Regions from separate parts of the Homo sapiens genome. Here regions 1 and 2 are each linked to region 3. A link is an interaction called in ENCODE POLR2A ChIA-PET data of the cell type or tissue named here. Cell type or tissue: B cell. All regions are shown on one strand. Each heading gives the region's core, and the rest is flanking DNA. Links, peaks and the distances in the headings are about the cores only. Region 1 holds the start of LOC105370572 (a long non-coding RNA gene). Region 2 has its middle 41 kb from the start of LINC01220. Region 3 overlaps JDP2 (Jun dimerization protein 2).

The links. Peaks named below come from ENCODE experiments on the same cell type or tissue, not always from the same donor. Only the 100,000 strongest peaks of a DNase experiment are listed, where the experiment ranks them.
Region 1: POLR2A ChIA-PET joins it to region 3 with 9 read pairs; 6 of 35 experiments call an interaction of 5 or more read pairs at or near these places.
Region 2: POLR2A ChIA-PET joins it to region 3 with 7 read pairs; 8 of 35 experiments call an interaction of 5 or more read pairs at or near these places.

The regions. Positions count from the first base shown.
Region 1 is chr14:75,510,235-75,519,973 of GRCh38, reverse strand. It overlaps LOC105370572 (a long non-coding RNA gene), which reads right to left and starts at 4,128. Exons shown (of 3, transcript XR_944037.3): 1 at 3,989-4,128; 2 at 3,321-3,431; 3 at 200-2,583. RefSeq lists enhancers at 2,632-2,701, 4,787-5,352. In B cell, for the core only: CTCF peaks have their summits at 4,281 and 4,481 (motif pointing right); DNase peaks (open chromatin) are centred at 4,173, 4,733 and 5,343; H3K4me3 peaks cover 1,306 bases; H3K27ac peaks cover 1,346 bases.
Region 2 is chr14:75,330,200-75,339,938 of GRCh38, reverse strand. No RefSeq gene overlaps it. Among named protein-coding and RNA genes, the nearest start is that of LINC01220, 41 kb to the right of the region's middle. RefSeq lists an enhancer at 5,416-5,915. In B cell, for the core only: no CTCF peak of the experiment used is centred there; DNase peaks (open chromatin) are centred at 5,598 and 6,258; H3K4me3 peaks cover 1,734 bases; H3K27ac peaks cover 1,099 bases.
Region 3 is chr14:75,433,306-75,443,044 of GRCh38, reverse strand. JDP2 (Jun dimerization protein 2) reads right to left here. Exons shown (of 4, transcript NM_001135048.2): 2 at 4,924-5,147. The coding sequence starts at 5,124. Among named protein-coding and RNA genes, the nearest start is that of JDP2, 10 kb to the right of the region's middle. RefSeq lists a silencer at 2,300-2,349 and enhancers at 1,402-2,385, 2,540-2,749, 3,589-4,091, 5,099-5,602. In B cell, for the core only: no CTCF peak of the experiment used is centred there; no DNase peak of the experiment used is centred there.

The sequences.
Region 1 (9,739 bases), core at 3,019-5,518, 79 kb before region 3:
GCCCTGTAAAAACCAAAGTCTGTGTTTCTCTTGTTTATAGTCATATGCTCAGTACCTAACAGATGCCGAGTAAATGGTTTTCAAACGAATGAATGCATAAGTGAATTCACTTTGCTCTTCATTTATGGCACTTATGACCTGCATTATCCTAGTGTATTGAAAGCCCTTTCAGGACAATAATAGTCATATTTATGTTTCATTCGGTTTAAATTAACATTTATTTATCACCTATTACAGAGCAGAATTCTTAAATATGAATAAGACAGAGACTCTGCTCTCACAGAAAAAAGAAAACATAGTCAAATAACCAAACAGGTTATTATAAATGTTACAAGCGTTCTAAGTATTACAGCGTATGGATGAAGTTCTTAGCTCTTTGAACATCCTATCATTCAACAAGTAAACACTTGTTGAATGAATGATTGCTTGATTCTGTCATTCCCAATCAATGTACTGATTTAATATTTAACAGAGACTAATGAGAGAAATGCAAAATTAGTTTTTACATAAAAAGACGGGTCTTATTTAATAGTATTAATTATACATTATTTTTAAATATTTAAGATTAAAAAATAATAAACACTTATGTAGCCACCATTAAGCTGAAGAAATAAATTATGAATAGAGCCGAAGCTTCCTTCATCCCTTTCTAATTCCGCTTCCTCCCCACCCCAGGTAACCCATTATCCAGATGTGGGGTTTATCATTCTTATGCATTTTTCTATACTTGAACCAAACCTGTATGTATGCCTAAGCAATATATAATATTGTCCTGCAGGATTTTAAACTTTTTACCTTGCTAATATTTTTTATTTGATTTTCAGCATTGTATCTGAATGGTAATGGCAAGGTTTGGGATATACACATCCCACTGATGTTATCCTGGAGAACTCCAGGAAGCTACCAAGTAACAGTTATAATAAAACTGGCATGCGCTCAGTGAACATCAGCCTAAAGCCTAAAGATAGTATTAAGGTAGTGGTTGCTGGATACTACAAACCCTTATGCTGACAGCTGGCTGATATAGGGCCTGGTACAAACTAGAAAACAGCGCCACCTCTAGGTAGGCAACCTCATACCAAAGCGTATGGCCTGGCAAGCCCTCACTTGACCTCTCAGGTTGGAGCCCTTGAACAGTGAACAACCTGCACAACTATACCTAGCATCCTTGCCATATGCTACTTACTGTGTACCGGGAATAGTATATGAATTGGCTCCATTTAATTCTCATGACAGTCACAGGAGGTAAGCACCGTTTCCCCACCTCACCCCATTTTATGTATGTGGAATATTGAGGCACAAGGAGATTAGGTAACATTCCCAAGATCATACAGCTAGAAAAGTCACTGGAGCTAGGACTCAAACTCAGGCAATTTGGTTCAATGCTTATAAGCACCATGCTCTACCACATCTCATTTTAATCTTCCCCAGGATTCCACAGAGCAGGTATCATAATTAGATTCTAAAATTTATATGCAATTAAGGCACAGAGAGTTCGATCATTTGCCCAAGGTCACACAGTTAGCAAGTGACAGAGTTGGGAGCAGTCTAACGTATTCAAACAGTAGACAACTGCCAAGATGCTACTCAGCTCCAGGCTGTCATTAGAAGAATGCCAAGAAATAACCATACCTCCAAACCTCCTGCCCTTAGATTACTTTATTAGGCTTGGAACCCTTGTAATTGCTGTAATAATTACTAGGAACTTGGATATAGCTGTTTTACTTGGTATAAACTTTCTGGAAACACGTTCAGGAAAAAATTCAAAAGACCACTCCAGTTTGAAATAATGAAGGGTGGGGGAATGTGGGGCGGGGAGGGTCACATGCATTAAAATGCCTTAATTGCCCTAAATTTTTAAAAGAAATATAGTTGGAATACTTTGGGATAAAAGACTCCTCAAAACACTCTGTGCATTTATGGCATTTTAAGAATAAAGGTAGGCTGGGTGCAGTGGCTCATGCCTGTAATCCCAGCACTTTGGGAGGCCAAGGCAGGCAGATCACTTGAGGTCAGGAGTTTGAGACCAGCCTGGCCAACATGGTGAAACCCTGTCTCTACTAAATATACAAAATAATTAGCTGGACATGGTGGCGCACTCCTGTAGTCCCAGCTACCCGGGAAGCTGAGGCATGAGAATTGCTTGAACCAGGGAGGCGCAGATTGCAATGAGCGGAGATTGCCCCACTGCACTCCAGCCTGGGTGACACAGCAAGACTCTGTCTCCAAGAAAAAAAAAAAAAAAGAGTAAATGTAGAGCCTCCTGTTTCAGCTATCTATTGCTACACAATGAGTTACCCTAAACAACTTTAAACAATAAGCATCTATTATCTCACACAGTTTTTGAGAGGCAGGAATCTAGGAACACCTTGGCTGAGTGGTTCTGGCTCAGGATCTCTCATGAGGCTGCAGCCAAGTTATCAGCTGAGGCTCTGGTCATCTGAAGACTTGATTGGGACTGGAAGATTCATTTACAAGATGGCTCCCTCATATGGATGTTGGCAAGACATCTCAGTTCCTCCTCACATGAGTCTCCCCACGGGGCTGCCTGAGTGTCCTCCCCATGACATGGCAACTGGCTCCCTGGAGAGTGAACAACAAGAGAGAGAAATAAAGAAAGAGAGAGAGACAGAGAGAGAGAGAGAGAGAGAGAGAGAGAGAGAGAGGAGTTGCAGTGTCTTTTATGACCTAGTCCTCCATCTTTGTTCTACTCTTGGGGCCGGGTGGCATGGCTCATGCCTGTAATTCTAGCACTGTGGGAGGCCGAGGCAGGAGGATTGCTTGAGTCCAGGAGTTTGAGACCAGCCTGGGCAACATGGTGAGACCTTGTCTCTACAAAAAATTAGCTGGGCAGAGCTGAGGTGGAAGAATCACTTAAGCCCAGGAGGCGGAGGTTGCAGTGATTTGAGACTGAGCCACTGCACTCCAGCCTGGGCAACAGGCTGACCTAAAAGAAAAAAGTAGAATGGAGCACTGAGTCCAGCCCACACTTGAGGGGAGGCAAATGAGTCTCTACCTCTTAGAGGGAGGAGTATTAAATAAAGAATTTATGGACTTAAAATCACCATATTCCCCAACTGATTTCTGAGGAGACATTTAGCTGGATGTAAGCAATATGATATGAGGTCGAGGGGGAGTTGAGAGGCAGCATTCTGGTCCTAGCTTTGCCCCCAATTGACTCTGAGATTGTAGGAAGGTCTCCTTCCCTCTCTGGGCCACTGTTTCCCCAGGTGTAAATTTGGTGGGAGGGAATGGCAGAGAGGAAGAATGCTAGAGTCCACTTTGTGAATCTCAGTTTGGCAGAAGGAGGAAAACCCTACCTTGTTCTTTCATGGTTCTATTTCCTCTGGTTGAGAGCAACAGACCCTGCAGCCAGCCCGGTCTAGAAGATATCAGCAAGAGACTTCACCTCTCTATGCCTCTTTCCATACCTAGAAAACGGGAGGATATCACACCACCAATATCATAGGGTCGTTATAAGGATCAAATGAGTTAATGTTTGTAAAGTTCTTAGAATAGTCTCTGGTACATGGGCAATACAATATGAGTTTTTAACTTAAAAAAAAAAAACCTTATACTGCTCTAATTAAATATGGCCAGCACAGAGTCCTGCAGCAAGCTGCTTTCATGAGTAGATTGAAATGATGTCTAATTAGGGGTGACACAGCTGACAACCCATGTAGCGTGGGTTCCCACCATTCAGCACAGCCCCTACTCCCTGCCGTGCCAAGCAAATAACCTTTTAGTTGCTGGATCTTGGGGAGGTGGGAAGGGGGTTGGTGCCAAAGGAGGGGAAGGAGGGAGGAAGGAAACTCCAAGGATTTAGGGAAGCAGCTACTTGTCAACCTCTATTTCAGCGTTTTAATACCAGTGCCTATTGGATCATCCTTGTTCAAAATCAGCAGCAGGATATACTGCACATAAATGGGTTCTTAAGGTAATTGAAAACATATTTTTTAAAAGTGCAACAAACCTGCTATATCCTTACCAGTTCAGTCCCCCTGTTCCTTTGCTATTCTCAGTGCCAGGACAAATAGAAACTTCAGTCCAACGCCTGGTGAATCTGCCCACTTCAAAGACTTCGAGATCTAATTGCCTGCTATTTTACAAGAGCAGAGATGCTCTGGCCCAATCGTTAAGGAAACGAGAGCAGAAGAACCACGCAGAGCAGAAGCCTCCTGGGAGTCTGTGGTGTGGCCCCCCTGGCCAGGCTCACTGCAGAACGGAGCACTTCTCCTTCGTGAGAATCATTTCAGAAGTCAGGCTTCCTTCCCTGGAAGGAGATGCAAAATCTCCCAAGGCCAGAAAGAAGATGGGAAATTCTAGCTTGGGACTTAGCCTCAGATATTCCAGTGTAGGTGGCCTGGTGCGGGCCTGAGCGTGGGCGTCTTTTAAAAGCCCCCAACTGGCTCTGACACAGCGATTTGATGGAGGAGAAATCCTGCAGCGATTTCTCCAGTAGGGGGCAGTTTGTGGCCTCAGGGTCCAGCTGGGCTTCTGGGCCAAGAGGAGTAGACACAGCGGGCCCTCTTTCGTCTCCGTTCTTTCTTTCTCACCTGCCTGGGGGCAGAAAGGAGCCGGGCTCCCTTGGCCTCATTAGCACCAACGGACTCCCGCTCTCTGAGGTTAACCAGCCCCGAATCTGTTCTCATCATCCGCCTTGAGCTCGCACTTGATCTTTTTGGGTTAACCCCCCAGTTCAAGTCATCAATGCATGCCAAGCAAGAGCTTGTGAAATGCAGGAAGTGTGAGCCGGTGCCCTCGGCGGCTGCCCGGGGCCGCTGGCGGTCTGGGTCTTTCGGGGCCACAGTGGGTTGCTTTCCCTCTGCAAGGCAGTTTCACTTTCCTAGAGCGCTGGCCCTGCATTCCCCAACAGCCCATCATCTAGTTATTAAAGATGAAACCCAGGGAGAAGAAAGGAGAATCTCCTGAGAGTACATGCAAATGTCCCCAGGCCCCCAGGGGCCCCACGCAGAGGGGGCTTGAGGCTGGGGGTGGGCGGAGGCCTTCGGTCTGTGTCGCCTGCCCCACCAGACCAGAATTCCCAGGTTATCCCCACTCCCCTGATCCACTGATACTAAACTCACTCTTTTTTTAATTTTTTCTGAGTTCCATCTGAGCGCCCCTTTGAGGGCTGACAGTCGCCTTTAAAGGAGTTGGCTGCCACTATTTAGTTATTTGAGCTAAAATAATAAAAATCCCCTAGCCGCTTTAATGTTTTTTTGGTGGAAAAAGCACACATGGTACATCTTCACTGCTCAGAAGATGGCTAAAGGGGATTTTTCTCAAAGTTTCCCAAACAAGTAGGGAAAACATTTACCTGAGGGCGGAGCCCTCCAGTAAGGGGGCCAGAGTGGGTGGCCAGGTGATGAAGGGGAAATCCCGCGGCGGAGTGGCCTACAGTCCAGCCCTCTCAGGCTTTGCAGCCTTGGAGGAAGCCTCTTAGGAGGGGTGTGGCTGCGCTTCATAAGGCCAGCCCCAGAGGGTTAGAACACATTTCCTCAACTGTGGCACTCTTGACATTTGGGGCGGATAATTCTTTGTGGCGGTGGGCCATCCTGTGCATTGTAAGATGTTTAGCAGCTTCTCTGGTCTCCACCCACTAGTTGCTGGTAGAACCCCAAGTTGTGAAAATAAAAAAATGTCTCTAGAATTGCCAGATGTTCTACGGGGAGGAGAAGCTAAATCGCCCCAGGTGAGAGCCACTGGGTTAAAGAACATGCATCCAAAGCTCCTGTTCTCTTGGTCAGTCTGGGCCTGGTGGCTGCCTTATAAACCCCCTTGAAGCTCAGGAAATTTCCGGATAGATGCACTTTGCACCACGCAGCTTCTGGGTCCCCAGGTTGTTGACCTACTTCAACCTGTGGGTATGGCCATGCTGATAGCACATCCAGCCAGCCACTGGCAGCAGCCGGAGTGGGCATCAGAGCTGCTTCCTGCAGGGCCTCCTCTTCCTGCACCTTTCAGACAGTAGGAAAGGGAGTGAGGCCTCTCAAAGGTTGAGAGAGAGGCCACTCCATTTTTCAGTTTCCCATCAGATTAAAAATGAAGATATATCAAAATAAGGTTAACAAAAAATATGGTATGTTTTAAAAGTAATGTACTTATACTACAACCAGAAAATGATGGAATTTATATGAGTATTTAATTCCTGGGTCTCTGGAGGTGGTAGCATCAATAAATGGAAAGTAACTCAAAAGCTGGGTAAATCTCCTCATCTCTCAGGCCCGGCTAAATATCTCAGGCTGGATATACGGCCTCACTGGAGTTAAGTGCTTTGAAAATGTGAGGCCTGAACCAAATGACTTTTCAGCATCCTTCCCTCACTCACTCAACCCTGACAGCATACAGAGAGAGACATGGTCAAGGAGGAAAGCAGGAACACGAAAACGGCCTCTTAGCTTTGGGTTTCAATATGAAATCCAATGTTCTGGCTCTGTCGCTTCATAACTCTGTGATCTTGGACAATCACTTAAAACTCTGTGCCTCAGTTTCCTCATCTATATAATGGTGCCACCTCATACCACTGAATGTATTTAAATTGCTTAGTGCAATGATTAGTGCCTAGTAAGCATACAGTGCCTATTAGCTATTACTGCCGTAATATTTGTTTTATGTAACCCATATAAAACTGGGATTATCCAAGTAGAGTCTCATCCAATAGAAATATTGAAAAAAAGAGAGTAAGACCGGATGGGGTGGTGCACACCTATGATCCCAGCACTTTGTGAGGCTGAGTCAGGAGGATCACTTGAGCTTAGGAGTTCAAGACCACCTCTAAAAACAATTTAAAAAATAGCTGGATGTGGTGGTGCACACCTGTAGTCCCAGTTACTCTGGAGGCTGAGGTGGGGGGATTGCTTGAACCTGGGACATCAAGGCTGCAGTGAGCTGTTATCATGCTGCTGCACTCTCTCTTGTCTGGGCAACAAGAGAGACCCTGTCTCAAAAAAAAAAAAAAAAAAAGAAAAGGGAAAAAGGGAATAACATCACATACCAACTTTCTATAAAAATCCTTTTTCTAGACAGGCACCGTGGCTCATGCCTGTAATCCCAGCACTTGGGGAGGCTGAGGTGGGTGGATCACCTGAGGTCAGGAGTTCAAGCCCAGCCTGGTCAACATGGTGAAACCCCGTCTCTACTAAAAATACAAAAATTAGCCGGGCATGGTGGCGGGTGCCTGTAATTCCAGCTACTAGGAAGGCTGAGGCAGGGGAATCACTTGAACCTGGGAGGCTGAAGTTTCAGTGAGCTGAGACTGCACCATTGTACTCCAGCCTGGACAGCAAGAGCAAAACTCTGTCTCAAAAAAAAAAAAAAAAATCAAAAAATCCTCTTTCTACAGTTTCCCTCGAAAGTCACCCTTCTCATGCCTTCTGTGCCTGTCTACCCCTTCCCTTCTGAGGCTTTCTCTGTTACTGCTCCCAAATCTCACAGCCCTGTTACCTTTATTCCTACTTTGCTGAGCAACTCAAGTCTCTACCTCCCAACCAAGCATTCTCTGTTCTTCAGCTGGACATCTCCAGGCCAGGGTTAGTGTCTCCTACCTTTCCCACACCTGCATCTCCACCCTCTCCTGCTCCACAGGGTAAAGGTTCTATAGCTACAAGGCCCAAACAAAGATGCCTCCTCCAGGGGCAATTTGTTATCTGTTCACCTGTTGCTGGACAATGGCATTGTTTCCAGGTTTTGATTGTTCTGAATAAAGTGACTGAATATTCATGTCAAGTCTTTTGGGGGACATATGCTTTCACTTTTTGGGGGTGTATACCTAGAAGGGACTTCTTACAACCTTGCAATATTTATTTGTTAGTTTGAGTTGCTTTTGTGTAGATTCCTTAGGATTTTCTTAGATGATTATGTTGTTTGTGAATAAAGACTGTTTTACTTTTTCCTTTCCAACCTATCTGCCTCTTTTTTTTGGTGTGTGTGTGACAGGTTCTCACTGTGTTCCCCAGGCACTGGAGCACAGTGGTGGAATCATAGCTCACTGCAGCCTCAAGCTCCCAGGCTCAAGCGATCCTCTTACTTCAGCCTCCAGAGTAGCTAGGACTACAGGTGCCTGCCTCTAGGCCCAGCTAATTTTTAAAATAATGTTTTGTAAATATGTAGTCTCTCTGTGTTGCCCAGGCTGGTCTTGAACTCCTGGCCTCAAGTGACCCTCCCACCTTGGCCTCCCAAAGTGCTGGGATTACAGGTATAAGCTACTGCACCCAGACACATTTGCCTTTTTGTAGAGTTTAATGTTGAATAAAGGTTTTGAGAATACACATCCTTGCCTTGTTCCTGATATTAAGAGATAAGCATTCAGTCTCTTACCACTAAATATAATGTAAGCTATAGGTTTTTTTTGTAGATGCTCTTTTGTCAGGTTAAGGAAATTCCCTTTTATTTCTAATGTGTTGGGACCCTTTATCCTGAATATGTGCTGAATTTTGTCATTTAACAAAATAACAAAGGCCTTTTCTGAGTCTATTGATATAATTTTATAGTTTTTCTCCTTTATTCTATTATTATGATGAATTATAGTAACTGATTTTTGAATGTTAAACCAACCTTGCATTCCTGGAATGCACTCTACTTGTTCATACTTCTTTAGTGTATTTTAAAATTGAGATACAATTCACAAACCATGAAATTTAACTTTTTAAAGTACACAATTCAGTGTACAGAGTTTCACAGAGTTGTGAAACCATTACCACTATCTAATTTTAGAATATTTTTATCACCCTAAAAAAACCCCTCTGTTCCTGTTAGCAATTATTCCCCATTCCTCTCCCCCTCAGCTCTTGGAAAGCAGTAATATACTTTCTGTCTCTGAATTTGCCCATTCTGGCTATTTTACATAAATAGAATAATGTAATATGTGGCCTTTTGTGACTGGCTTCTTTTATTTAACATGATGCTTTTAAGGCTCATCGTGTTGTAGCATGTATCAGTACTCCATTCCTTTCAATGGCCCAATAATATTCCATTGTATAGATATACTACACTGTGTCCAGTCACCAGTTGATGAACATCTGGTTTGTTTCCATATTTTGACTCTTACAAATGAGGCTACTACAAAGTTTGTGTACAAGTTTTTATGTGGATATATGTTTTCAATTCTTTTACATCATACGTCACTCTATGTTTAACTGTTGAGGAACTACCAGACTGTTTTCCACAGCAGTTGCCCTGTTTTACATTCCTACCAGCAATATCTGAGGGTTTCAGTTTCTCCACATTCTCACTAATGCTTGTTATTCATCTTTTTTATTATAATCACCTAGTGGTTGTGAAGTTGTATCTCAGTGTGGTTTTGATTTGCATTTGCCTAATGACTAATGATGTTGAAACTCTTTCCATATCCTTATTGCCTATAATATATATTCAAGTATATATAGAGAAATGTCTATTCAAATCCTTTGCACATTTTAAAAATGGATTTTTTAAAATGTTGAGTTGTAAGAGTTGTTTATATATTCTTGATACTAGATCTTTGTTAGGTATATGATTTGCAAATATTTTCTGTGGTTGTCTTCCACTTTCTTGATAATATCATTTGTAAAGCATTTTAAATTTTGATGAAGCCCAAGTTATCTATTTTTATTCTTTAGTTGCTTATGCTTTTGGTGTCATATCTAAGGAGCCATTGCTTAACCCAAGGTTACAAAGATTTACATCGACTTTCTTCTAAGAGTTTTGTAGTTTTATGCTTTACATTTAAGTCTTTGATCTATTTTGAGTTAATTTTTGT
Region 2 (9,739 bases), core at 4,079-6,578, 100 kb after region 3:
TAATCATCACTATTCTGCTGACCCTCAGAGTCTTTCTCAACATTGCATTCCAGGCAGCCACTACCAATCAACTAGAAATCACACATGCAAAGGATGTTATCTCTGCTGTAGTCCATGATGGCATGTGATACTTTCATATCCTAAACCAATCTGAAAATTCTCACAAATACTCTTGATAATAAGTATCACTGCAATTACAGAATTACAGATCTGAAAGAGACCTTAGAAATCATCAGCTTTAATCCAAAATGCAAGATGAGCCTGGAGCATCTCGTATGGCAGATAGGACACTGAAGTCCACAGAGGGTAACCAACTCGCCCTAATTCAGAGTGTTAGTTAATGTCATTAGCAGTCCCTTACATCTGTATAGTGCTTTAGAGATGACAGTGTACTTTTAACTGAAGGACCTCATATGATTCTTTATTCATTCATCCAATAAATATTTATTGAATTCCTACTGTGTTCTATGTACTATGCTGGAGGTTAGGAAACCAGCAGTTAGAAGGAAGAAAGAAAAGAAAAAAAAGCTTTGATTCCTGTCTTACAGTTAAGCAAGGAGCCTTAAAATAACTCCATGACCTGAACAGGATAGACACTACTATCCTCAGCTTTGCAGATGCTAGAGGGTGACAATTAAGAGAGGACATGACACGCTTAAAAACGGCAGCTCTGGAATTCACAACATCCCTCAAGTCGCCACTTTTAGATGAGATCATTACTGTTGCAACATGTGGGAAGCAAATTTCCAGACCCATCAGGCATTTCTTAATTAGCTCTCTGACCACTTCAGAATGCTTAAGGTATGAAAGAACCTCTCTATTTAGGGAATGATGGCAAATTCTCCCGGCCCTGTAGAAACAATTTCAAAGGGTCTTTCTCTCCAAACCTGCAACCCCTTGACCTTGTAGCCCATGCAGTGTGGTGGGAAGAGCACAGATATGGGAGCACAGAGTTCTGAATCCTATTCCCACCCATGGCTCTAACCAACTAGTTCATCTTGGACAAGGTACATCACCTCTCTAGGCTTCAGTTTCCCCATCCATAAGGAAAGTGAGTTGAACCATGAGATCTCTAAGCTTCCTTCCCACTGACATCTGACAATTCTGCCTGACCAAAAAAGACAGAGCTTCCCAGCCGTACTTCACCTTCTCCTTTCACCAGACATTCTCTGCAACAGCTGGCTTTGCAGCCCAGACCCACCAAGAAAACAGCAACTCTAGGAAAGGTGGTATGGTCCAGCAAAGCCCAAAGTAGTTCTAATCATGATCCAGCTGATCATGTGACCTGAGACAACCAGTTCAACCTTCATATGTCATGGTTTCTTCTTCCCCCATCCAACAATGATATGATAAAAGAAACCAGATGTAGAAATGCTTTGGAAATATTAAGATGTGCCCATCAAGAAGGAAAAAAAAGAAGCTGACCTAAGTAACTTTGGAAAATGATGGGGTTTTTTTCTTTTTTATTTCACTGTCACAAACTTCACACACAATGGAAAATGATGTGTTTGACTGGAATCTGTAAAGCTAAAAAAATACTGTGCAAAAAGAACTCTGCAAAAACACTATACTCTAGTTGATAAATTTACTTTTCATAGGGAACTACATTGGTGATTCTGAAACTACTTCACATGTATACTAGGGTTGAACAAATATGTAAATAAATTATAGATAATGGGAGTCAGGTTTCTCACCATCAGAGAAAAAAGCAGCAGTGAGAAAAGGGAGAAGGTTAGAATGAAACCTGCAGGGTTGGATTCAAGTCAGAGATAATACAAATTCTTTCTTTTTTTTTCTTTTTTTGGGGACAGAGTTTCACTCTTGTTGCCCAGGCTACTGTGCAATGGCACGATCTTGGCTCACTGCAACTTCTGCCTCCTGGGTTCAAGTGATTCTCCTCCCCAGCCTCCCAAGTAGCTGGGACTACAGGCATGCACCACCACACTCAGCTAATTTTTTTATGTTTTTAGTAGAGACGGGGTTTCACCATGTTGATCAGGTCGGTCTCAAACTCCTGACACAGGTGATCCACCCACCTTGGCCTCCCAAAGCGCTGGGATTGCAGGTGTGAGCCACTGCGCCTGGCACAAACTCTTTTTAAAAGTATATATACAAATAGACAGATACACAAACATAGATATGCACATATTCATGGGTTAGCATACATACATATATACATAAATATATGTAAATATTCCTAACTGTTCACTGAGAGGGCCTAGAAGCAATGACACCCCAGTAGCAACGAGCACACCCAACACTCAGAAACATGGTTTCTAAATACCATTCTCTGATTAAAGGAACCAGGCTCCTTGGAGAAATAACTGATTCTAGGGCTAAAGCAGTGAAAACACAAGGTGAGTTTTGGAGCAGCTTGTAATGCCAGAAAGTAAGGAATTGGAAAAAAAATGGGGGCCCCAAAACTATGTACATCCATTATGCATCATTTTTTTTTTTTAATGTGGGCATGTCAAAAGGAACCAGGAGTTCCCAACGAGCAAGGCTGGAACAATTTAAGCAACAAACTAATGAAAGGATTGGATGATATAGAACCATGATGATTCTTATAACCCAAAGAATAAAAGAAATATCCATGAGTCCATGCCAATATAAATAAATTAATATATGAACTACAGAGAATCTTTTCTTTGCAGTGAGATACTCACAGGTCACTGTAGCCTCAACCTCCCGGTCTCAAGCCGTCCTCCTACCTTAGCCTCCCAAATAGCTGGGACTACAGGTGCGTGCCACTATACCCAGCTAATGTTTTGTATTTATTGTAGAGACAGAGTTTTCCCATGTTGCTCAGGCTGGTCTTGAACTCCTGGGCTCAAGTGACCCACCTGCCTTGGCCTCCCATAGTGCTGGGATTACAGGTATGAGCCACCATGCCCAGCCTGAGACAAATTTTCATAAGATTAAATTCCAAAATATATATGTACATTCTCCCTTCTCCAGGAAGTAGAGTTTCATTTCCTTCCCTTTGAATATGGGCTAGACTTATTGACCCACTTCTAATAAGTAGAATACAGAAAGGGAAAAACAGTAACTTCACAGTGGAGAAACGGCAGAGCCACCTTAACCATGCAAATAAAGTTAACTTCACCATTGATAAGCCATGTTGATATCATGTACCTCCTTATGGCATGCAAAGAAGAAAGGACTTTTCTTCTAAAAAATCCATAACCCTGGTCTAATTATGAGAAAACATTAGATAAACCCAAACACTCAATAAAATACCTGAAAGTGTCAAAGTTATGAACAATAAGGAACAACTAAGAAACTTTTCACAGGTGAGAGAAGACACGACAAGTAAATGCAATATGGTATCCTGGATTACATCCTGTGACAGGAAAAGGACATTAGTGGAAAAACTGGAGAAATCCACAGTCTGTAGTTTAGTTATAGTATATTATACCAGTGTTCATTTCTTAGCAAGGAAATGTTACCTGTAAGAAAGGATCACTACACCTACTTTTTTTTTTTTTTTTTTTGAGACAGAGTCTCACTTTGTCACCCAGGCTGGAGTGCAATGGCACAATCTTGGCTCACTGCAACCTCCACCTCCTGAGTTCAAGTGATTCTCCTGCCTCAGCCTTCTGAGTAGCTGGAATTATAGGCACATGCCACCATGCCCAGCTAATTTTTGTATTTTTAGTAGAAACAGGATTTCGCCACATTGGCCAGGCTGGTCTCAAACTCCCAACCTCAGGTGGTCTACCTGCCTTGGCCTCCCAAAGTGCTGAGAGTACAGGCTGGAGCCACCGCACCTGGCCTGCACCTGCATTTTGAGGTAAGGCTGAAAATCTAGACCACTAACTACAGGGTGCCTGTCCCACTGGCCAGGGACCAGATATGCCACCGTTTGAAACAAATTCAAGGATAGGGGCCTGACTGAGCATTGATGGCCATGAGGGTGGGGAGCGAGAAATCACTTCTGTTGTGCCCCTCAGTTCTTACCTCTAGGCAGAGTCATTCCATGGGAGCTGTTTCTCTGAAAGGGGCCTGGTTTGTGATCAGAATCTATTGTCAAAAAGAAAGAAAGTCCCTTCTCCCACGCAAATGCCAGGCAGGGGGGTGGAGCCAAATGATCACAGGACCCTCATTTTCTGCAACAGTGATTGCTTTGTGTAAAGGGGGCAAGATGCCAGGGCAACTGCTGGGGAAACTGCCGGCTGCCCAGCATTGCAAGGCTCCAGGTGTTTGGGGAATTTCAGACTTAGGCCAGTGGAAGAAAGAGAACTTGACCACGTGGACTCCACCATCTTCTAGGGGTACTCGTCAGGGAAATAATGGGGAGATGCTGCTCCTTCCTGTTTCGCAGACGCAGCAGCAATACTTGTGGCATAAGAGCAAAGCCCCTCCAGAGGGGACAATTTTAAAGCTAAGTGTCCCTGGCATGAGTTACCAGGGTAGCCAAGCTTTACAAAGACAGGGTTAATTCTTTCAAGTGTTTAACTTTAGTGATTTGGTTTTGATCAAAATCTTTTTTTTTTTTTTTTTTTTTTTTTTTGGTTTGTGTGTGAATCAGAGTCTCACTCTGTCGCCCAAGCTGGAGTGCAGTGGCGTGATCTCGGCTCACTGCAACCTCTACCTCCCAGGTTCAAGCGATTCTCCTGCCTCAGCCTCCTGAGTAACTGAGACTACAGGCACCCGCCATCACACCCGGCTAATTTTCATGTTTTTTAGTAGAGACAGGGTTTCGCCATATTGGCCAGGCTGGTCTTGAACTCCTGATCTCAAGTGATCCACCCGCCTCGGCCTCCCAAACTGCTGGGATTACAGGCATGAGCCACCGTGTTGATCAAAATCTTTTTTAAAACTTGTTACTCCTTCATCCATTAAACAGAGCTTGCAAAATATAAATGAACGTTTCCTTGGTGGTTGAAGGTCATTATTGGGAGCATCAGTTATGCCGAGTGCTGCAAAGTGAAACCAGAGACTCAGAAGTGCATTCAGCGTTTGGGACACTTTGCTGAATGGGTCGTGATCTCAGCAACAGCTCTGAAATTTGCCTTCTTGAAAGAATCCCTGACATCAGCTCATTTTTCTACTTTAGAAAAGTGCAGAGCATGTTCACTGTTCTTCACAAAGGCAAAACAGAACCCTGGCCCCAGAAGCTATGTGACCTTCACCAAGTGATGTCATCTCTTAGTGGCTGTGATTCTTCATCTGTAAACTCGGGAATAGCGTTATTAGATAATGCATGTTTAGAACATGCCTTCGATGCATTAGAGCAGGGCTTGGAACAGCGTTCAGCATGTCAGAAGCGCTCAGGGGGTTAACCGCTGTTACTACCGTTTGCAGATGAAGACAAGTCCCAGGTCTGGTTAGTTCAATCTGCCTCTTTTCACTGTAGTCTCACCAACATTGGCTGGCTGTCTGGGAAGCAACACCACCAGTGACCTCTTCTGGGTCTCGTGGCCACCAGCCATTGTGCCCATTCTAATCAAGGAGGCTCACCTCCAATTTATGCCTTTTCTAGTAAGAAAGGACAGAAAGAATTTCCCTGAGTCAAGTCCTTGCCAGAGTAGGGGCCTCTTGCAATCCGTGCCACGAAGTCCCGGAAGGAAGCTCTGCAAATGTGCGCTCAGGGCTTGTCAAATGAGCAGAAGGGCGGTTAAGTAACAAAGTAACTGCGGAGTCAGGCGCGGAGGGGAACAGCGTCTCTAACCACGGCGACCCTGTTCTTCTCTGGGCGCTTCCACTGAGTTATTAGATCAGCACTTGGCTGAGATGGGAGTGGAAGAACCCGGGAGGGAACGGGCCCAGGTCTTCATGTAGAAAAAGGGGCCCTGGCCCCTCGGGGTATTCAGGGCGCCGACCACCACGGCCTCGTCGCCCTTTTCCCCTAAAGCCCTGGAGGAAGGCACTCTCTGGCCTGAAGTTCGCCTGTCCACTGGTGATACCACCCGCCGCAGCGTTTCCAGCTGGGAAGGAGTTGGACATGACCGTACCCGCAACAGCTGCGCTCAGCACTGCCCGGGGCTGCCCCCATCCCTACCCCTACCCCGGGGGCTCCGGAAACCCCCCACAACCCCCGCAGATTTACCAAAATCCAGGGACCCTCTTACCCCCCCTCCCCTCCTCCCCAGGTCACCCACAGACACACACACATTTCCTGCCCTGCCAAAAATAAAGCTGGAGGGCGCTGGGGGTGCGCTTGCCACCAGCCCCTCCGGGGAGACTGCTGCCTCGCTGCACCCCTCCAGTGAGAGGACCACCCCCTTCATTTCTGCTGCCTTCCTCCTCCTTTGCTTTGGTGGATGTCACCCTGGCTCTGCCAAGGCCCTGGTGGAGGTTGCTCTCAAGGCATGGGCTGGAACCCTGCCCCTCTTCTGCTAAAGACACATAGCCCTCCTTCCTTATAAAAGCAGTTATACGGCCGGGCGTGCTGGCTCACGCCTGTAATCCCAGCACTTTGGGAGGCCGAGGCGGGCAGATCACCTGAAGTTGGGAGTTAGAGACCAGCCTGACCAACATGGAGAAACCCTGTCTCTACTAAAAATACAAAAAAAAAAAAAAAAAAAGAAAAAAAAAGAAAAAAGAAAAAAAAAATTATCTGGGCCTGGTAGCACATGCCTGCAATCCCAGCTACTCGGGAGGCTGAGGCAGGAGAATGGCTTGAACTAGGGAGGCGGAGGTTGCGGTGAGCTGAGATCGCGCCATTGCACTCCAGCCTGGGCAACAAGAGAGAAACTCCGTCTCAAAAAAAAAAACCACACAGTTTATACCTTCATAGTACATGTCCCTAACCTCGACCCACCAATAGAGCAACTCCCTGAGAGGACGATCAAGAGGTCAAGCTTGTTTGGGGTGAGCCCCACTCCTGGAAATCTGGAGGGGGGCAGAAGTAGTGCCCCTGACATCTGGTGGGTCATAGGTGCTCAGTCGTTATTTATTTTTGCTCTCCTCCTCCTCATTTTCTTCCTCAATATCAGCTCCTCTCTCTGCATACACCTCCTCCTCCTTACACCTCTCTCTCCTTCCTGCTCCATCCCTTCTTCACTTTATCTCCTTTGGACGACTGCCTCCTGCCTGCTGGAGCACTGAGTGGGGCTGAGGAAGCTCCCTGTGCACCCTGCACCCCCTTCTCTTGGCTGCTAAAACTCTGACCCAGCCTCCTACACCACAACCCTACTTGTCCCTAATTCACTCTGGCTCCTTCTCCACCCCGTCACCCTGGCTTATGCAGTGTAGTCTTGTTGAAGACATCGGGTCTATACCAACCTGGACATCCATAATTGCTTCCTGAAACACATTTATGCAAGATCTCAGGATTTTGTGGCTTTACCAAACACCTCCCCTGAGTTTTCAAAACACCACCTGATAAATTAGTGTTCATCTTGTTGCAGGTGACAATGATATTACAGTGGTATTTTTAAAGTCCTTATCTTTAGAGATACATTCTTTAACATATTTCCAGGTGAAATGATATGGTGTCATGAGTTTGCTTCAAAGTAATATGGGAGGGGATTAAGCAGATGGGACATGGATAGGGAAGGAATGGCCTTGGGTCAATATTTCTTGGGACTAGGTAATGAGTAGATGAGGGTTCATTATACTCTTCTGTCTACTGCCTCCGTAATATAAAGTTAAATTAATTCTCCAGCCTTCCAAAAAGGGAGAAATGAATTAATGAACAAATATTGGCAAAACATTAGAAATTATTGAACCTGGGTGATAAATACACATGGATTTATTGTGTTATTTTTTCTACATTTTTATGTGTTTGAAAAAATGATTAAAAATGACTTTTTAAATGTTTATTTTTATTTTATTTATTTATTTATTTTGGCCAGGTGCAGTGACTCATGCCTGTAATCCCAGCACTTTGGGAGGCTGAGGTGGGTGGATCACTTGAGGTCAGTAGTTTGAGACCAGCCTGGCCAACATGGCAAAACCCCGTCTCTACTAAAAATAGAAAAATTAGCTGGGCATGGTGGCGGGTGCCTGTAATCCCAGCTACTTGGGAGGCTGAGGTGGGAGGATCTCTTGAACCCCAGAGGCAGAGGTTACAGTGAGCGGAGATCATGCCGCTGCCCTCAAGCCTGGGTGACAGAGTGAGACTGCATTTCAAAAAACAAAAACAAACAAAAAATAATAATAAAATAAAATGTTTAATTTCTTTTTTAATGCCACCTTATCACAAACCCTTCATCTGTGTAAAGCTAGGCCATGGGTATTCAACACGCACTACACAGATGTTGATGGACAAGTGTTTCCTCAAAGATCTCAAGTGCTTCTGCTGCCTCTTCCTTAGATGAGCACACTGAAATGCTCCAGAAAACAGAACTTCTTGGCTGGGCAGTGCTGCTTTGGCATCTCCATGCCTTTGCACTTGCTCTGCCCTCCACATAGACTGGCCTTCCCCAGTCCACCTGCCAAGCTCTTACTCAGTTTCAGCCCCTCTTCTCTAAAGCTTTCTCTGACCCTCCCAGGCCTTGTGTCACCACTGAGCCCTGTACATACCTCTGTGTTATACAGTTCACCTTGAAATCCAATTGTTCCTTGCATGCCTAGCCCCCACCCCACACTAAACTTTTAACTACTTGAGAGCAGGGACTTTATTTTTTATTTTTATTTTTTTGAGACAAGGTCTCGCTCTGTTGGCCAGGCTGGAGTAGAGTGATACAATTATACCTCACTGGCACTTCAAACTCCTGGGCTCAAAGGATCCTCCCGCTTCAGCTTCCTAAATAGCCACATGTACGTGCCACCACATCCAGTTAATTTCTAAAAAATTTTGGTAGAGACAGGGTCTCACCATCTTACCCAGGCTGGTCCTGAACTCCTGGGCTCAAGCAGTCCTTCTGCCTTGGCCTCCCGAAATCCTGGGATTACAGGCATGAGCCACCACGCCTGGCCCAGGGATAATGTTTCATTCAACTTTCCATCATTAGGACTTCAAATACCACCTATATGCTCATGACTCCCGAATCAACATCACCAACCTCACACTCCCCAGCACCAGACTCTTATAGCCAAATGCCTTGAACAAGGCAAATGCCTTCTGAACTTCTCCCCTTGGGTGTTCTACAGACCCCTGAAATTCACCGTGTCCAAAACTGAACACATTGTCTTTCCCCTAAACTTACTCTTCCTGCCATGCCTGAGCAGGTAAACAGAACCCTCCACTCAGTCGCTCAACCCACAAATACGAGGTCTACCCTTCACCCCTCTTCTCCTGCACTTCAGCTACTGATTTCACTTCCTACATAAGCCTTGAATGTTCCCACCTCCCTCATCCCTACAGCCCCTTCCTTGTTCAGGGCACCATTGCCTCTCTCCTAATGACAGCAAAAGCTTCTTCGCTGTTCTCCAATCTTGCCCCCTCCATCCCAAGTCTCCATATGAAAGTCTGATCTTTCTAAAATGCCAATATAATCCTATCATATCCTAATAAAATTCTTCCATGTCGCCCTAAAGTTCAAATTCTTCAACATTGAACATGGCTTACAAAGCCCCTTTGTGACTGACCTCAACTCACCTCACTCCCTATCATTTCTCTCTCCAACCCTGCCTACTAATCCCCAACGCACACACACACACACACACACACACACACACACACACTCAATAAGCTCTAGCCACTTGGAAGGACTTGCAGTTTCCCAGCATGCCTTACTCTTTCTGTGGCACAGACAGCACTGCCCACCAAATATCACATGGGCTCCCCTACATTCCTAGCCCTGTAGCATTTAGATGGAACTGGGTCACTGGTTCTGGACAATGGGTC
Region 3 (9,739 bases), core at 4,838-7,337:
ACAGACAGTTAAGTCTCCTCTCCAGCTCTGAAAATGATGAGGACACGGATCCGGTCCCCATGTGGAATACACACAGGAAACTGCCCTACGTTGGAAAGGGCAGTCCACAATGATACGTATGCACCGATTCCTCGGGGTGACACCCCCAGAAAGCTCCCTGACAAGGATCAGAAGAGCCTGAGGAGAGGAAGAAACCGCAAAGAGTCACATTCCCAAAAGTAGCTGAGTCATCTCTGAGCCTACTAGCTATACAGCTTCCCAGGACTCTACCCTCAGATATTCTGATTCCATGGACCTTGGGTGAGGTCTAGAAATTTATACTTTTTAAGAAGTTTCCCAAGGTGTTTTGATGACCAGCCACGTTTGGGAATGATTGGTTTGATTTTTGTTGTATTTTGTTTTTTTCTGCCTGAAGTCAACGAAATTTGGAAATAGCAAAACCTAATGAACAATGGCTGGAGATAAGAATTGGGAGGTAGAGCGATCAAGGAATAAAGTTTAAGTGACTTGCCAAGTTGACACAGCTCATAATGTTCAAACAAACAAGCAAGGTCTGTGGGACATAAACATGGGACACAGACTCAAAATCAGGCTGGCAACACAGATGGTATGAAGCGGGCTGGGGGTAAGACATCAGTGAGTAGTGGGGAATGCGGTGAACTCAAGGCTGTATACAAATACAGCAGGCATCTGCCCCTCAGCTCCAACCTCTTGTTGTGTATAAGGGTGTGGCCTTAAGTGGGTAGATATTCTGGTTTTTTAAAAGAAGCCAGAGAGTCCACATTTCCCGGCTTTTAAATATGGCAATTCATTCAATTTTTTAAAAAAGAAAAAGAAAACCACACTGTGATTTTGTTAAAAAAGAAAGAAAAAGCAAACCACCCTGTGAACAAGATTCATCTGTAGGCCGACTCCTGCCCCTTAACGACAGTGTGCAGCCTCTTTCCTGAAAGGTCATCCAGTTTAGCCTCCCTTGAACTCTTGAGTCCCCTCTAGAGCACCGAGACGTGGCGAGAGGGTGAGGGGTCCTGTCTAGCAGGTTGATTAGTAAGTGTCTGGTGTGTCTATGTGTGTGTGCAAGGGTGGGGCTTCAGGCCTCCCTCCCCTCCCAACTGAAAATGCATTCCAGACCCAGAGGCAGGGTGTGACCACCACAGCCACAGCTCGCTGGGAGATGACCTGGGAAGGGCCAAGATCTTCAGGCCAATAGGGACTGGTTGGTGGAGGAGTCCAGCTGTGAGGGGCTACAGAGGAAAAGTCAAGGAAGGAAAGCTCTGGAGAAAGCCAGAGAGCAAAGCTGTCCTGAAAGCGAATACTAGAAAAGAAAGGAGAAAGAAGCAACAGCTTTAAAAATCCCACAACCCAGGAAATGACGTTCCCAGGGTCCCTGGCCAACCATCAGAATGAGCAGTCCTACCACTGCCACGTCCTTGGTCTGCTTAATTTTTCTTCGTGGTGCTGACCACTAACTCACCTTATATATCGTGTATTAATTTGCTTACTTTTGGATGCCGTCACTGCAATATACGGTGCCGAGAGATGTAAGGCTTTGACTGCTTTATCTGTAGCTCTGTTCCCAGTGCCTGGTGCAGTGCTCAGCACATAGTAGATGCTTAACAAATATGGCTTGAACAAAGGGACTGCAGGCAAGCAGTTGGCACCAAAACAGTTTAACGTCATGTGTTGACCATGTAATAATAATGACATCAGCACAAAGCACTTTATAATTCACAAAACCTGTCGTTGAACTTAATTCCTCCCATTTTCTTTTACTGAATTGCTCCATGCGTTTGGACAGAGCCCAGGAGACTGCTGGCCTCTGCAAGGCAAACAACCCAAGAACCAGCTCTGACAGAGCTGCCCGCACAGCGGCTCAGCCGGCTCGCTCTCTCGCTCTCTCTCTCTCTCTCCCTCTCTCTCTCTCTCGGAACTAGGAGACAGTAAGGCTGCAGGACTGCAGGGCTCAGCACTCATCAGACAATGTCATCAAAATGATCGAACATTCTGCGGCCAGGTTCATCCAGCCTCCCCAGCTCAACAGAGCTCTGGTTAGAAGCCTGGAAGGGGTATAGAGGCATGGGAGGCCACACGGCATGTGGTTAAAGCTTGGGCTCAAGGCAGACTGCCTGAGCTCATTTCCCAGCCAGTGACCTTGGACCTCCCTCAGCCTTGTTGACCTCATCTGTAATGTGGGTATAACAACAGCAACAACACTAGTTACTTCAGAGGGTACTTGTGCAGGGTAAACAAGGTACTTCACAAAGAGACCTAGTACCGTGCCTAGGGCTTAGCTCAGCACAAGTGAGACCCGGCTGTAACGGCAGCCATCGTCCACCACACCAGGCCCCAGCGCTATCACTTCCCAGCAGTGTGACCCTGAGTGACTGAACCCCCTCCCTAGACCTCAAACTCTTCTCTACTATGGGGGTAACCTGGACTCCAGGACTGAATAAGGAATGAATGAAGTCATGCATGTTAAGCACTTTGTGCAGGTCCTGGGACATATTAAATGCTTAATGAGCTAGTATCTGATTATTATTAAAGAAACTTTTACTAGTCTAAAATGCCAATATGAAAATCCGCTCAAGGCAGTTTGCCATATGCAAATAGATCTTCAGACCATAGATTCTTCAGCTGCAAGTTTCTTTCCCCACCCCGCTTTAGGTTTTAGTTACTCCAAGAATTAGCTCTTCCCGCCCCTGGGGTCTGACCTAGGAAGCATTTGGAGGTCGGTTCGCAGTGCAGGGCTGGCATCTCTCTACATCGGTACAATCTCGCAGCTCCATCTGCCTCTTCGCCCCCACAACACTGCAGTCTGACAGCGAGGGAGAGGACATGCAAATATGCCCTAAAAACGGCTTGTTATTTTTGCGGCCTGGATGGTGCACGTCTGTGGGTGCCTGTGAGGACAGCACGTCACTGTCGGGTACAGGGCAGATGCCACCAATTTGGGGGTGGCTGTAAAATGTAAAAATACCCAACCCAAATAAAAGTGGCTTTTCCAAAAATAAAAAATAAAAAAAGGGAAGAGTTCCTCCAGTGCCTTTTGCAGAGGAGAGAGGTGTTAACTCAGCCCCCCAGGCGAATCCCAGCTTGACGACCTCTGCCCAAGACACCTGGCTCTTCATCAACCCCATGCGCAGCCTTAGTGCCCCCATGAAACTGCTCAGCTACTGGCTCTAAATGGCAATTTTACTGTGGAATGATCCAGAAACAGATGCTCTCAAGTTACAGACCTGGGAAGGTGAGGAGCAGAGGGCCAAAAGACAAGGACCCTCCATCGTGAAGACAGAACACTATATAAGCCGGGATGTGCCCCAACGACACATTGGCTTACAAGATCAATTCAGAAGAATGTAATCACCATCAACTCACAGCTTGTAATCCACAGTCTTTAGTAGGCACCTATGATGGACCTTATCCACGTGTCTTGAGCACAAATGGCTAACAGGGACCAGGCAGTAGAGGTAAATGAAGGCAGATGGTAGTAGCAAAAGCAAAACCAACAATGTAAGTAGGATCACGAATAACAGGGAGGTGCAGGGGCCTGTGGCCCACTGGAAAGAGGAAACAGTGAAGTGCCTCTGTCCACCCCACTTAGCCATTACCATGCCAGAACAGGGTAGTGTATGATGAGATCTTACAATTTTTTAATCAAAATTTTCAAATGAAATGGGGGTTCGCGTTTCTTTTAAAACACTGAGCCGGCCAAACAAAATACATCTGAGAGCCAGGTCCAGCCTGCAAATGGCCAGTTTGCCACCACGGCCAGTTTGCCACCACAGCCAAGCCCCCAGCAGTCCTCTGCAGTTTTTAGGTACCTATCAGGAGAAGGGGAGCTGAGAGATAGTTGCCTAATATCCCCAGCTCTCCCCTACGGGTACCCAGACACCCTTCTCCACGAAGAAAGTCCTCTCTCCAGCACTTCCAGCACTTCAGCCCTCCGAGCTCCCCCCAGGCTCATCTTTGCCTGTGAACTCTCCCTCCAAGCAGAGCTACCATTCCCAGATGCTCAGCTGCTTCCTGCGCCCTCCCGATCCCAGCCTCTTCCCCACCTCCCACCACAGGCTCCTCCTTTCCAGGGGGCAGCTACTCTGGCAGGCCTCTGAAGAAACGGCGCTGCTGGGAACCTTGCTGGGACAGGCCTTCAGAGAAACGGCCAGCCCTGGGCAAGTCGCCGGGGGCATGCCCTGCACAGATCCTCAGCCATGCCGGGGACTGCTGCTGCTCACCAGTGCCCCGAGAAAAAGGGCTCATGAGAGCTGCAGGTGCAAGGGACCTGAGGAGGAATTCCTTGCAAATGCCACATGTGGGTGCTCCACGTGTGGGTCCCGGGCAAACGCCATCTAAGGCGGACACTGCTGGCTGACCGAGGCCATGCCTAGCTCTGGCAGCTGCTTGGGAAGGGAGGCCACGCTACTCTTCCTCCAAGTTCCCTGGTTCAGCTGCAGAAAGGGCCAAGAGGGGTGGAGGTCACGATGTGACTAATGATAACAATTTTAAAAGATAACCTAATATTGGCATTCTCTTGTCTACTTTTCAAAACATGTACACATTCCCATTCCCATTATCTCCCCAATCCTCCCACCACCCCAGAGAGATGGCCAAGATATTACTATTCATTACTGTCATTATTATCACTCTTCCACCGCCCCCCAGAGAACCAGAGACAGGTTAAACATCCTCCCCTGGCCCAGTGCTTCTCAAGTGTTAATACGTCCACGAATCCCTGGGGGATCTTGTTAAGATGCAGATTCTGATACAGAAGGCCTGGGGCGAGGCCTGGGATTCCACATTTCTGATAACCCCAGGGTGGTACGGATGATACTGGTCCTCAGACCACACTTTGAACAGCAAGGTTAAGGTCCCATGGTGGGTTTAAGGCCAGACCTGGAATCTGCCAGGGGTAAAAGGCTCGCTCACCTCACTTTTCACGGGCTGGGGCCTCTTGCCCAGTTTCACCTCCAGGAAGTGCAAGGGTGCAATCATGGCCCCGAGGTTGCGGATGTCAGCGTATTTCAGCTCCTCCACAGTCAGGGCCGAGCTGGGGAGCCCGGTCAGGGGGCCAAGCCCTGGCAGGGAGCCTGTGGTCACCGAAGGGTCCGGGATCTGCCCAGGCATCATAGCAGGAGGAGTGGCAGGCCAGCCTGGAGTGGGCAGGAAAAGAGCAGGACAGTCAGCCAGGTTGGGGGCTCCAGGAGGGCTCAAGTCCCTCGTCTTGCCAGGACTGTGGCTTCTTTCACCAATGTTCCCCTGAATCCCTTTCCCACCCAGCTGCTCTTCCTGCCGTAAAGTCCTTCCTGTTATAGAGGAAAAGTTGCTCAATTAACTCACACCAAGGTCACCCTTGGCACTGCCAGAAGTGTCTGCCTTTTTTATTTTGAAGGCAATGCTTGACCCAATCATAGGCAACATGTATTCAGCCTTTGGTATGTGCCAGGCCCCATGGTAATCCTGCAGTCCCATTAGGCTGGATCAGAGGTCATTACACAGAGGAAGTAGCCAAGCTTAGAATGATAATTCGCTTAAGGTTGTACACAGTTAAAATTGGTGGAGCTGGGATTTCAATGGCAGCATACAGTCTCTGAAGAGAGCGAATTATAACGGCAGAACCTCAAGCACCTTCACACCTGTTTCAGAGGAAGCTATTTTTGGTCTGGCATGGTGCCTCCCCTCCAATCACACATCCTATTCTGCATATTTGTTAAGACACCCTGAGTAGGAGATGAAGCAAATCTAAGTTAAAGGTGAGTGTGTGTGCTATCTATGAGGAAGGGACTGAGGCAAAGCAGGTGGAATTAATTAGCATGTGCTTTCCCTGTGGAACCCAGTACCAGAAAACTCCTCCATGCTTTTTTTTTTTTTTTTTTTTGCCCAGGCTGGAGTGCAGTGGCACGATCTCAGCTCACTGCAACCTCCGCCTCCTGGGTTCAAGCAATTCTCCTGTCTCAGCCTCACGAGTAGCTGGAATTACAGGCACCTGCCACCACGCCCAGCTAATTTTTGTATTTTTAGTAGATACAGGAGTTCATCATGTTAGCCAGGCTGGTGTTGAACTCCTGGCTTCAAATGATCTGCCCACCTTGGCCTCCCAAAGTGCTGGGATTATAGGCGTGAGCCACTGCGCCCGGCTACCTCCATGTTCTCTTCATTCTCAGAGCAAACACATATTCCAGCTCTGCCCAACCAAAAAGGTGTACAAGGGAAGACAGATTCAGACATGGAAGAAGGATGTAAATTAGACAGGTCAACACCAAGGGAATTCTTCCTTCCCTTTACTGGGGGAAGCTCATGGGTAAGAAATGGTCATTTCAAGGCACAGATGGCAGTGAAGAAAGCTGGTCTGCCAATAAAGCCAGTCCCTTAAAGGGCTCCTCCTACCTACCCATCCATCCAGTTACTGACCACCTACTATAGGCCAGCAGGCACTAGGAATATGGAGGTCAGATGTGCAGTCTTAGCTTTGAAGCAGCCTTTTAAGTAGCATGTTAGTACAAAACTGCTCTTAGATTCTAGTCCTGGAAAGGAAATCATTTCTCCCTCTTTTCACCTTTCTGCCCAGGGCCATAAAATCAAAATATTCGCTGGCTTAGCACTCCTGAGGGAAAATCTTTGGCCTATCCTTCCATCTTTACCTGTCTCTTCCCATGGAGAGAGATGTATTTGGCAGAAGAGGGAAGATCTGATGTCCATCGGACAATACTTCTCCGTTGGGCAGTTAATGTACTCAGATGGCCACATGGTTCTTGGGCTCTCTGTCTCCTGCAGGAGTGGCCTTGGAGGGTGACCCACAACCACCTGCCCCCATTCAGCTTCCCAGGTCTAGATCATTCCAGAGAGGGGCATTTGTGAACCTGTTTTGGCCAAGAGTGCAAGCCATATTCTCCATCTACATTTCACTTTTGAAGGTGAAATTTGGTTCCCTGTCCAAGTCCAGAGTCTATTTCCCAATAAGTTCTATTTCTCTAAGAGAAAAAGCATGTGAGTAACTTGCACCCTCAAGCACAAAGGTTTCCACTGGCCATCACTTTGTCTAAAGCAAGGTGTCTAAAGCGAGGTGCCTGGGAATGGGAAGTGGACCCGCCATTTCATCCTCAGCATGCCTGCTGCATCTGTCATAAAGCCTCTGCCCATAGCTCCCTGGCTTGCCCCAGAGTTTTTATTTGGTGTCCTCAGGCTCCTCTAACTGTGCTCTACCTACTGTGCCTCCCATACCCGGTCCTCTTAGCACTCCTTCCCACTCACATCCTTTCTCTCCTTCCTTCACCCCGTGTCCCCTGGGCCATCAGAAAAAGATCTGAGGCTCAATCACATTGAGTTACAGTTTTAGAGCTGAAGGAGGCCCTGTGCTCATCTAAACCACATCCTCATTTTGACAGGAGGAAACTAAAGCTCAGAGAGGCTAAATGGCCTCCCCAAGGTCACACAGCTGGAGAGGATTGGAGCCAGGGCTCGACTCCTGGTCCCAGGGTTCTAGACCAAAGCTTTCTCACCCTTCCTTCTTTGTTTCCCTTTCTGGGGTCCAATAGGTAACGACGCCTTCAGCAGAAGGAATGACTTTCTCACGGTGGGCTTTCAGACACCAGCCCACAGTAGAGGGTCATTGTCTTGCACAGAGGACCCTCCACCCCCCATGGAGATCCAGGTTTAGGAAGTTCCCTGAATAACTCCACGGTAGCCTGCATGGGAGCCCAGACACAGAAATAGCCCCTGAGACCTCTCGCATGTGGGTGTTCAATGTTCTCTGATCCCCCAAACTCTGAGCTGGACTGGAGCCTAGTGGCAGTAAGAGAGCTCCCTCTCAGCCCTCTGGAATGGAACCTGCAATGCAGAGAGGGCTGCAGCCTGCCACGCTAGGAGGCCGCTCCAGGGCCCTGTAGATGAGCTGCACGTCTCCCCTGGCCTCCTCTAAGGAGAACAGGGAAGGGGCCAGCAGGAAGACCTATTCCTTGTAGCAAAACTGTGCCGGGAACAAACCATGTGGCCACGCGGCCAGCAGCGCTGTGATTCCAGGTGGTAAGCAGCAGTCAGGGCTGGTTGTTGCCCGGGTGACCCCAGTGCTTAGCATCATTTCTGGCGCAGAAAGCATCATCAATAATACTTGTTGAAATAATAACTAAGTGAATAAATGAATGAACAAATGACAGCAAATTCACAGCAGAGCAAAATTCAGCAAATGGTGTAAGAATCCATCTCTGGAAGCTTAGATGCTCGTTATCAGGCTGTAATTTCACCTCCAAGTTATTCATTCCCACAGTAGACCCCAAGAAAAACACTCCAGAGGCTTCTGTGTATTTCCCTGCCTAAGCCTTCCATCTCTGGGAGATGGAAGCCAGACCCCATTCTGTTCCGGGAATGATAGGCTCTGTTTGCAGCTTCTGTTTATTCTCATACAGATGGTAGAAATGAGACACTAACAAATGATCCCAAAATATAATGCATTTTCTGCTACTGTGGAACCCCCTGAAGGAGCGGCCACCCCCTGGGAGCACGGGCCCCATAAATTTTGCCATTTCTGCTCGCCTGTGAATCCATCCCAATGACAAGCCTCACCCAGGAGACAAGGCACTAGTCTTTCCTTTGTAGAAGCAAAAGTCCCCCTGTCTTTCCTCCCCCTGCAAAAGAGCCCCTAACTGCTCAGATATAAACCACAAAGCCCTCAGCCATGCCATTCCTAGGAGACAACCACAACAGCTGATATTCACCAGCCAGAAGTCATCCTAAACATTTCTGGGGGTGGGGGATAGAAGATGGAGGAGCTGAGCAGCTGCCTTTCATAATTGGATCCTCATTAACTGCAAAGAGCTGGCTGACGATCTAAGGCAGAAAGGCAACTTTAGTGATTTGAAAAATAAAACAATTTGATGTGATTTAGGGATCTATAAAAAAGGGGGAGTGGGGGGCAGTGGAGGTGGCAGCACCAAGGAACCAGTAACAGCCAGAAGGAACTTACCCACTTCAAGGAAGACTTAGGAAAGATGACAAGAGGTGAAATCATCTCCCACACTGGTTGTTCCATACGGAAACAATTTAGTAGGAAAAGAAGAACTACGCACTAAAAGCTTCAGAAGAACCCAGAGTTTTTTCCCTTCAGGGCCCAGGAGGTCTGAAAGGCAGATAAACATCCTCAGTGTCTCCATGAGTAACTAGGGGGCATAAATAAGGATTAAGTTCTATCCATTGGCAGAACACCAACATTGGGAAAAGGGGCTTATGCCTCAAAATATAGGCCTGGAATCCAAGAAGACTGGCAATGCGGGACACTGACCAGGAATAAGTTGGAAGCCAGCCAATGAAGGAAAGCTGGGTGAAGCACACATCCAAGATGGCGACTGACTAGCAAGGCATGAATCAGACAGACGAGGTTCAGAAGGTCACCGTGGACCCTAAGCTGTTGTTGATCCTAAGATTATGATGCAGCTCCCTGAAAGCCAACTTGAAGAAAATGGGGACCAGATGGATCCAAGAGGAAAGAACTTGAAAAAAAAAAAAAAAAAGGTCTGAGAGCTGTACTCCCTACTCTTCCTCAGTGACCTGTGGGCACACAGTTAGGACACTGCATTGTACAAGCAGAAGAAAAGCCACAAAACATGTCAAGTCTAGAAAATAGACCCTCCTGGGAGATACTAACATGAAGTGTCATTTCAGAGAAAAGAAAAGCTAAAGGTAACTTATTAAGCTTTTTCCTCTGGTTTTCCTCTCTCATTTTTTGTGTGTAAATCTGTAAAATATTAGGTTG